2 separate regions of the Homo sapiens genome follow, and region 2 is linked to region 1. A link is an interaction called in ENCODE POLR2A ChIA-PET data of the cell type or tissue named here. Cell type or tissue: A673. All regions are shown on one strand. Each heading gives the region's core, and the rest is flanking DNA. Links, peaks and the distances in the headings are about the cores only.

The links. Peaks named below come from ENCODE experiments on the same cell type or tissue, not always from the same donor. Only the 100,000 strongest peaks of a DNase experiment are listed, where the experiment ranks them.
Region 2: POLR2A ChIA-PET joins it to region 1 with 5 read pairs; 7 of 35 experiments call an interaction of 5 or more read pairs at or near these places.

What each region holds. Positions count from the first base shown.
Region 1 is chr14:58,344,935-58,349,338 of GRCh38, forward strand. It overlaps ARID4A (AT-rich interaction domain 4A), which reads left to right. Exons shown (of 24, transcript NM_002892.4): 13 at 1,477-1,571; 14 at 2,086-2,183; 15 at 2,713-2,944. Among named protein-coding and RNA genes, the nearest start is that of TOMM20L-DT, 49 kb to the right of the region's middle. In A673, for the core only: no CTCF peak of the experiment used is centred there; no DNase peak of the experiment used is centred there.
Region 2 is chr14:58,275,177-58,279,580 of GRCh38, forward strand. The region is part of intron 2 of PSMA3-AS1 (PSMA3 antisense RNA 1); the gene reads right to left. Among named protein-coding and RNA genes, the nearest start is that of LINC00216, 11 kb to the right of the region's middle. In A673, for the core only: no CTCF peak of the experiment used is centred there; no DNase peak of the experiment used is centred there; H3K27ac peaks cover 962 bases.

The DNA of each region.
Region 1 (4,404 bases), core at 74-4,073:
TGCTCCTGGCTTACTGCAGCCTTGACCTCCTGGGCTCAAGTGATCCTCCTGCCTCAGCCTCTCGAGTAGCTGGGACTACAGGCACGTGCCACCATACCCAGCTAATTTTTTATTTTTCTATTTTTTGTAGAGACGGGTTTTGCCATATTGCCGAGGCTGGTCTCAAACTCCTGGCCTCAAGTGATCCTCTTACCTCTGCCTCCCAAAGTGCTGAGATTACAGCTGTGAACCATCATGACTGTCTAGTTTTGGATTTTAAATAAATCCTAGAATCAGTTACACCTGACAGTAGTAAAATATTTGGAATTAAACTGTTCATACCTATTTTACATAGAAACAAGTGAGAAAATATTTTGATACAATTTAGTTTTCCCTGTCACTTACAAAGCTAAAGAATATTCTGATATTTCAGAAATAGAAAGTGACCAGTTATGTTAATCTGCATACCCACTAATTACTAATGCTATATTTGTGGCAAATAAACTAGATAAACTAGCCTGATCCTTGTTCTCAGCAAATTAAACATAATAGGAGACCAATCGTTATCTGAAAAAGATGAGATTTCTAATATAGGTAGAATAATAGAACAATTATAAACCATCATACTCCTTGCCATTTGTTAGTCCTAGAAAATCTTAAGATAAATTGGTCCTAAACATTCTGTGTGGCCTTCAGAAATCATCCTTCAGATTACTGCTAACAGTCTTAACATTTGTGTCAAAGTAGTGAAAGTGGAACCAGGGTATAAATCTTATCTTTTCTGTTGTGTTTGTTTATGCCTAAACTTTTTTTTTTTTTTTTTTTTTTTTTTTTTGTGACAGAGTCTTACTCTGTCACTCAAGCTGGAGTGCGGTGGCGTGAACATGGCTCCCTCCAGCCTCCACTTCCTGGGCTTAAGCAGTCCTCCCACCTCAGGCTCCCAAGTACCTGGGACCACAGGTGCACACCACCACACTCAGCTAATGTTTTCCTTTTAATTTTTGTAGAGACAGGATATCACCATGTTGCCCAGGCTGGTCTCAAACTCCTGAGCCCAAGTGATCTTCCTGCCTTAGCCTCCCAAAGTGCTGGGGTTACAGGTGTGAGCCACTGCACCCAGCCCTATGCCCAAGCGTCTTGAACCAGCAACATTGTTGGCCACACCATGCAGTGTTTACTTTAGTTTTACTCAATTCATTGGCAGTTAAAGAGGTAGCTTTATTAGTATAACACCTAAAATCTGAAGATCCCCACAAAGCTATATAAATAAGAGAGAATTATTATATATATTATTATATATAAAACATATAAAAAAGAATTATTATATATAAAACAACACAAGAGAATTATCTTGTGTTGTTTTACATTGTTTAAGGCTCTTTAAATATGTGCCTCTAATTAATGAAATTGGGGAAATTAGAAATTGACCGCTTTGTTTTCAAATTAGTATTTCTCATTTGAATAAACATTTTATTTCTACCTACTTACATTGAAAAGGTACTCCAATCAACAAACCACCTGTTTTGGGCTATAAAGATCTCAATCTCTTCAAACTCTTCAGACTGGTTTATCATCAGGGTGGATGTGACAATGTAAGTATAACATTGCTTTTTGAAACATGTATTGATGTGGTAAAAAGTTAAGTTATCTTATATTGCATTATTATATGCACATTGGATAATAAATACATTTTCTTAATGAACATAGAATATTAGGATAAAGATCTTTTCCTGGCCAGGCACGGTGGCTCACGCCTGTAATCCCAGCATTTTGGGAGATTGAGGCGGGTGGATTGCTTAAGCTCAGGAATTCAAGACTAGCCTGGGCAACATGGCGAAACCCCATCTCTACAGAAAATACAAAAATTAGCCAGGCATGGTGTCGCATGCCTGTGGTCCCAACTACTCGGGAAGCTGAGGTGGGAGGATCACTTGAGCCCAGGAGGTCGAGGCTGCAGTGAGCCCTGATTGCACCACTGCTCTCCAGCCTGGGCGACAGAGTGAGACCCTGTCTCAAAAAAAAAAAAAAAAAAAAAAAAAAAAAAAAAAAAAAAAAAAAAAGATTAATTCCCTTTGCAAATGTTAACATAAAAACTTAATTTTCCAGATTGATAGTGGTGCTGTATGGAAGCAAATTTATATGGACCTTGGCATTCCTATTTTGAATTCAGCTGCTTCCTACAATGTAAAAACTGCTTATAGAAAGTAAGTAGTATAGTTTATTCATCAAAGAATATATATTTATAGGAAATATTTTCCATTTACTTTGTTAACAAGAATACATCAATCTAGAAACATTAAAGTTAGAGAAAGTATATAAAAAGGTTTAGGTTGACAGATACTTGTGATTGAAAGTTATTTCAGCGCATCTAATCTGCTTTACTCCATTTCTTATGTTGTCCTGATTTCCTTTCCAAAATCAGGATGCAGGTAGTGTCTGCGATTATGATACATATTACAGAGCTACATCTTTTGGGGTGAACAGCCTTCATATCAAAACTTATGATAGTTATGTTTAGCTATCACAAGCTCAGACGTCTCAGGACGGCATTTTATGATCAGTTTTTCTGTTTATGATTCTATCTAAAACACCAAGAAAATAGTAACACAGAAAAGAGTAACAAAAATTTTTTTAAATTACTGGGCTTTACTTTTTAAAAATGTGTTTAATAACATGAATTCAAGTTAGATGCAAAGACTGTAAGATTTCTTAAATGAAATATTGTTTGTTTAGGTATCTCTATGGTTTTGAGGAGTACTGCCGTTCGGCAAATATTCAGTTCAGAACTGTTCATCACCATGAACCAAAAGTAAAAGAGGAAAAAAAAGACTTAGAAGAATCAATGGAAGAGGCTCTCAAATTAGATCAAGAAATGCCTTTAACAGAAGTGAAGAGTGAACCTGAGGAAAATATCGATTCAAACAGTGAAAGTGAAAGAGAAGAGATAGAATTAAAATCTCCGAGGGTGAGTTCTTAATACTAGTTTTATCTGGTTTAAGTATTATTTAAAATTTTTTATTATAGCCATTTTCATATATACACAAAAGTACTACAGTGAACCTAGTTTATTTTCCAGTATTTAATGCTGCTTAGCTAGCTACTTTTTTCGAAATATATTGTATATTATTTCCTCTACCTGAAAACCCTTCCTTCTGTTTTCTGTTTATATTCGATCAAGTCATTCTTGTCTGGGATGAATCCCAGATATTCCTTTTCCAGTCTTCTGCTAAAGTATCACCTCATTGAAGGCTGTCTTGGTCACCTTATCTGAAATTGTAACCTGCCTCCTCTCTTTGGAACTCTCAGTCCCTCTGATGTTGTTCTTTCTGTAATTTACTTATTTATTCTGTTTATTGTGATTATCTATTTTGCCCCACTCTACACTAGAATCACACTCCACGAGGTCAGGGATTAGTGTTTATTTCGTTTATTGACAGATGCCACGCATTTAGAATAGTGCCTGGCACATAATAAAGGCTTATTAAATAGATGTTGAATAAATGAATCACCTCTTTATAGTGCCTGTGCCCTAAACTAGATGATATCTTGTCTTTGTAACTTTATAGCACACTGTGTAGCTCTAGTGATGCGTACATGTATGCTGGTTGTATCTTCCAACTTTGCTCCTTCTTTCCTTTAATATATAAGGTCTATTTAGGAATTGTCATCTAGCATTTGGATCAGTGTCCAGTGATGTTACATAGTAGGATTTATCAAATTTTAGAAAGAGAAAGGAATTTACCACACTATCAAAGAAGTTTAATTACTATGTCTTATTTTTTGGTGGAATCATATTTAATGAAAGAGAATGTGAAATTGCTTTGTCTTATAGTTCAGAAACCAGTTTTCAAAACTTCCTTCATGTAGTAAATGGAATCTTCTAGTGAATGTCATGAAATTTCCAAATTGTTTTTTTTTAATTTTTTTTAAAATTGTGGTAAGTACATATAACATAAAATTTGCCACCTTAACTCTTTTTAAGTGTACACTTCATTGGCATTAAGTACATTCTCACCGTTGCATAAGTGTCACCACCGTCCAGTTCCAGAATATTTTTACCTTGCAAACCTGAAATTCTGTACCCATTAAACAGTAACTCCTCATTCCTCCCCAACCCTTAGCAATCAAAGTTTTACTTTCTGTACCTATGAATTTGATATTCTAGGTACTTTTATATAAGTGAAATCATACAGTGTTTGTCCTTTTTTACTGGCTTATTCACTCACCATAATGTCTGTAAGACATTATGTTGTAGCACATATCAGAATTTCCTTCCTTTTTAAAGGTGAATAATATTTTATTGTATGTATTGTGGACATACTTTCTTTTCATTACCTAAAAACCTTCCTCATCCTACATAAAATATCTGCAGTGTGCTGTCTAGTATGGATGAACCATAAATCTACCTTCTCCAAGATTTTCTCC
Region 2 (4,404 bases), core at 185-4,184, 70 kb before region 1:
TTTTCTCATCTATAAAATAAGGATTATGTACCATTTTAAATGGCAACAAAACTGGAATTATTCAGATACACATCTAAATTTGTCCAAGGTTTTAATGTTGGAAAATTATTAAATGAGAAAAAGAACTAAAACAGGAAGTGTTATCAGAAAAGACTGTATTGCTAAGATACCACTTCTCTCCAAAATCATTTATTAGATTCGATGTAAACTTAGTCAAATTCCCAAGTGGCTTTTTGGGGGAAAGTGGTAGAAATCAATAAGCTGTTTCTAAAATTTATATGGAAAAAGTGAAAGAATTAGAAGAGCCAAAACAATTTTGAAAAGCACAAGTGAGAAGACCCACATTACCTAATTTCAAGACTAACTATAAAGTTCATAATGTAGACATAATATAAAATGGAGTTTAAAAACAGACCCACAAATAGTCAACTGACAAAAGTAAAAAAGCAAATTACTAGAGAAAGGATAGTGTTTTTTCAACAAATGGTGCTGGAACAACTGAACATTCATATGCAGGAAGAAAAAAAACCCCAAACAAAAACCTCAAACCATATCTTATACTACCTATATATAAAAAGTAGCTCAAAAGTGATCATGGACCAAAATGTACCTCAACCTGTAAAGCTTCAAAGAAAACAGAAGACATGTGTGACTGGTTTAAGAAAGAGTTCTCAGATACTACACCAAAAGCATGATCCATAAAAGAAAAACAATTGACAAGCTTTATCAAAATTAAAAGCAGCTGTTCTCCTTCCTAAAAACACTATTAAGGGACTGACAAGACAGGAAAAACTCTGGGGGAAAATATTTGCAAATCACATGTCTGACAAAGGACTTGTGTCCAGAATATATGAAGAACTCTCGAAATTGAACAATATGAAAACTCAACTTTTAAAAATGGGCAAAACAATAGGACCATTTACTAAAGAAGACACACTAATGACAAATATGTAAGGAAAGATATTCATTAGGAAAAGGCAAAATCACGATGAGATACCACTCTACATCTATTATAATGTGTATAATTAAAACTATACATTCTGACCACACTAGCACTGGTGAGTACGTAGACTAATGAATGCTTTATTGCTGGTGGGAAAGGAAAATGGTACAGATGCTTTGGAAAACAGTTTAGCAGCTTCTTATGAAGTTTAACACTTAGAGTATAACCCAGCACTCCTATTCCTAGGTGTTTACCTAAGTGAAATGAAAACTTCAGCTACATGATTCATGCATACTATATGATTCCAACTGTATGACATTTTTGAAAAGGCCAAACTATATGATCAGAAAAACAAAGCAGTGGTTCTCAGGGTGGGGGTGGGGGGTTGAGCATGGTAAGAAGTTTAGTTAAATTAGCAAAAAACAACTTCCTGTAGTGATGGAAATGTTCTGTATCTTGATTGTATTTAGCTGTAAGACTGTTTAAATTTGTTAATATTAATGGAATCATACGTATAAAGAGTAAATTTTACTGTATTATATCACAATAAACCAAGACTTAAGAAAAACTGCCTAGTATATAGAAAATGTTGAAACGCATGTTATCCTTCACTTCAGTTGAGCATCTGGGCACCACACTAGCATGTGTGCCACCTGGGATCCTTTTTATTACACTGCAATAATCACACTGGCTAAACCTATTCTTTAAACTTGTAACACTACCTAATTTTAACAGTTTGAGGAAAGCATTCCATTTTAATCCAAAAAATATACCTCTTCCCCCTGCCCCCCAGACAGAATTTTGCTCTTCTTGCCCAGGCTGGAGTGCAGTGGCACGATCTTGGCTTACTGCAACTTCGTCCTCCTGGGTTCAAGAGATTCTTCTGCCTCAGTCTCCCGAGTAGCTGGGATTACGGGCGCTAATTTTTCTATTTTTACTAGAGACGGGGTTTCATCATGTTGGCTAGGCTAGTCTCAAACTCTGACCTTGTGATCCGCCCGCCTCGACCTCCCGAAGTGCTAGGGAGCCACCGCGCCTGGTCTTTTTTTTTTTCTTTTTTTTTTTTTTTTGAGACCGAGTTTCACTGTTGTTGCCCAGGCTGGAGTGCAATGACACAATCTCAGCTCACTGCAACCTCTGCCTCCCGGGTTCCAGCAATCTCCTGCCTCAGCTTCCAAAGCAGCTGGGATTGCAGGCACACACCGCCACACTTGGCTAATTTTGTATTTTTAGTAGAGACGGGATTTCACCATGTTGGTCAGGCTGGTTTCGAACTCCTGACTGCAGGTGATCCACCCACCTAGGCCTCCCAAAGTGCTGGGATTACAGGCATGAGCCACTGCACCCAGCATACCTCAATCATAATAAACATTAATTGCTTATTAGAACTGTTAAAGGACACATGAAATAGAAAACGTGATTCTTGCCCTTTACAAAATATTCTGAGAAGCCGTTTCCTTATAAAACCACTAAATTATATCTTACCCTCCTTTAAACTGGGGTGAATTTTAAAGATACCTTTTCGCATGTTGCTGCTTAAACTAAACCACCACCACCAAAAAAAAAAGTAAGAAAAAAAAACCAAAAGACCTCAGTGTAGTGGTGTCCAACTATGGTCCCAGCTACTCATGAGGCTGAGGTGAGAGGATTGCTTGAGCAGTGCTGCATTGTGCTGTGAAAGTGCCTGTGAATAGCCACTACACTCCAGCCTGGACAACATAGCGAGACCTTGCCTGTATAAAGTTTAAAAAAAAAAAAAAAAAAGATAACAAGGCCAGGCGTGGCGGCTCACGCCTGCAATGCCAGCACTTTGGGAGGCTGAGCTAGGTAGATCACGAGGTCAAGAGTTAGACACCAACCTGACCGACAAGGTGAAACCCCGTCTCTACTAAAAATACAAAAATCAGCCGGGTGTGGAGGCAGGTACCTGTAATCCCAGCTACTCAGGAGGCCGAGACAGGAGAACTGCTTCAATCTAAGTGGAGCTTGCAGTGAGGCAAGATCGTGCCACTGCACTCCAGCCTGGGCGACAGAATGAGACTCCATCTGAACAACAATAACAAAGAAAATAACAAAGAGGGCAAAGAAGAAAGCCATCCATATTCCCACAACCTGGAATAACTATTTTAGGAATTTTTTTTTTTTTGCTTGCTTCCATGGTGTTTTTTTTTTTTTTCCGGAGACAGGGTCTCACTCTGTTGCCAGGCTGGAGTACAATGGCAGGATCAAAGATCACTGCAGCCTCAATCTTCCGTGCTTAAACTATCCTCCCACCTCAGCCTCCCGAGTAGCTCGAATCACAGGCATGTACCACCACGCCTGGCTAATTTTTTAAAATTTTTGAAGAAACACGCTGTATCTATATTGTCCAGGCTGGTCTCAAGTCATGACAAGTGATCCTCCCACCTCGGCCTCCCAAAGTGTTGCGATTATGGGTGTGAGCCACTGCCCAGCCTCCATTGTTTTTGCAATGTAGGTACTTAAATTATGTGGTATGTTCATATGTACCTATGTATTTATTGTCCCTCATATAAATATTAAAACATTACAAATAAAAGTAATATTCCTTCTTTGACCACTCAACCCCTTCAAGAGGTACTCTATTATAAAGTGTATCCTTCCAGTCCATATATCTCTTTGAAATAAATACTAGTATAATGTGATTAACATATAAAGATAGTTGATGAGCAGGATTCCTTACTCATGTATCTTGGGTTTGTCTTTGAAGTGTATCATTTGGACTTATATTTCATTTCTACTACATGGAATCACAAAGTTTTGAGAAAAATTCATGTAAATAAAGAGTTGAACTATTAAGATCCATGTGGAAATGGGAGTTAATTTTTTTTCAGGAAAAGTCAATGGGATTCAAGATTAATATAATATAAGGGAATTATTCTTAAGATAGCACCGAAGAAAATTCTGATAATTTAGAGAAAAGGAAATGGTATAGGAAAATTACAGGTATAAAGATAATAATATATGATATTTAGTAGGTCTGATTGGTTTGGGTGTCAGTAGCAACCAAGTGATAGCAGTAAAAATTCAAGGCAAACATTTGGATGCCTACGATGTATCACATCACCAAGGAAGACTAAAATTTAAAAAGTTCAGATATAGTTCTTTCCCCAGTGAGAAAAGCAGATACTAAAAATCACTGGCAAGGTCTATTAAACGTGTATACAAGCTGGGCACAGTGGCTACCGCCTGTAATCCCAACACTTTGGGAGGCCGACGTGGGCAGATCACTTGTGGTCAGCAGTTTGAGACCAGCCTGGCCAACAGAGTGAAACCCCATCTCTGCTAAAAATATAAAAATTAGCCGGGCATGGTGGCAGGCGCCTGTAGTCCCAGCTACTTGGGAGGCTGAGGCAGTTGAATTGCTTGACCTTGGGAGGCAGAGGTTGCAGTGAGCCAAGATGGTGCTGCTGCACTCCAGTGTAGGTAACAGAGTGAGACCC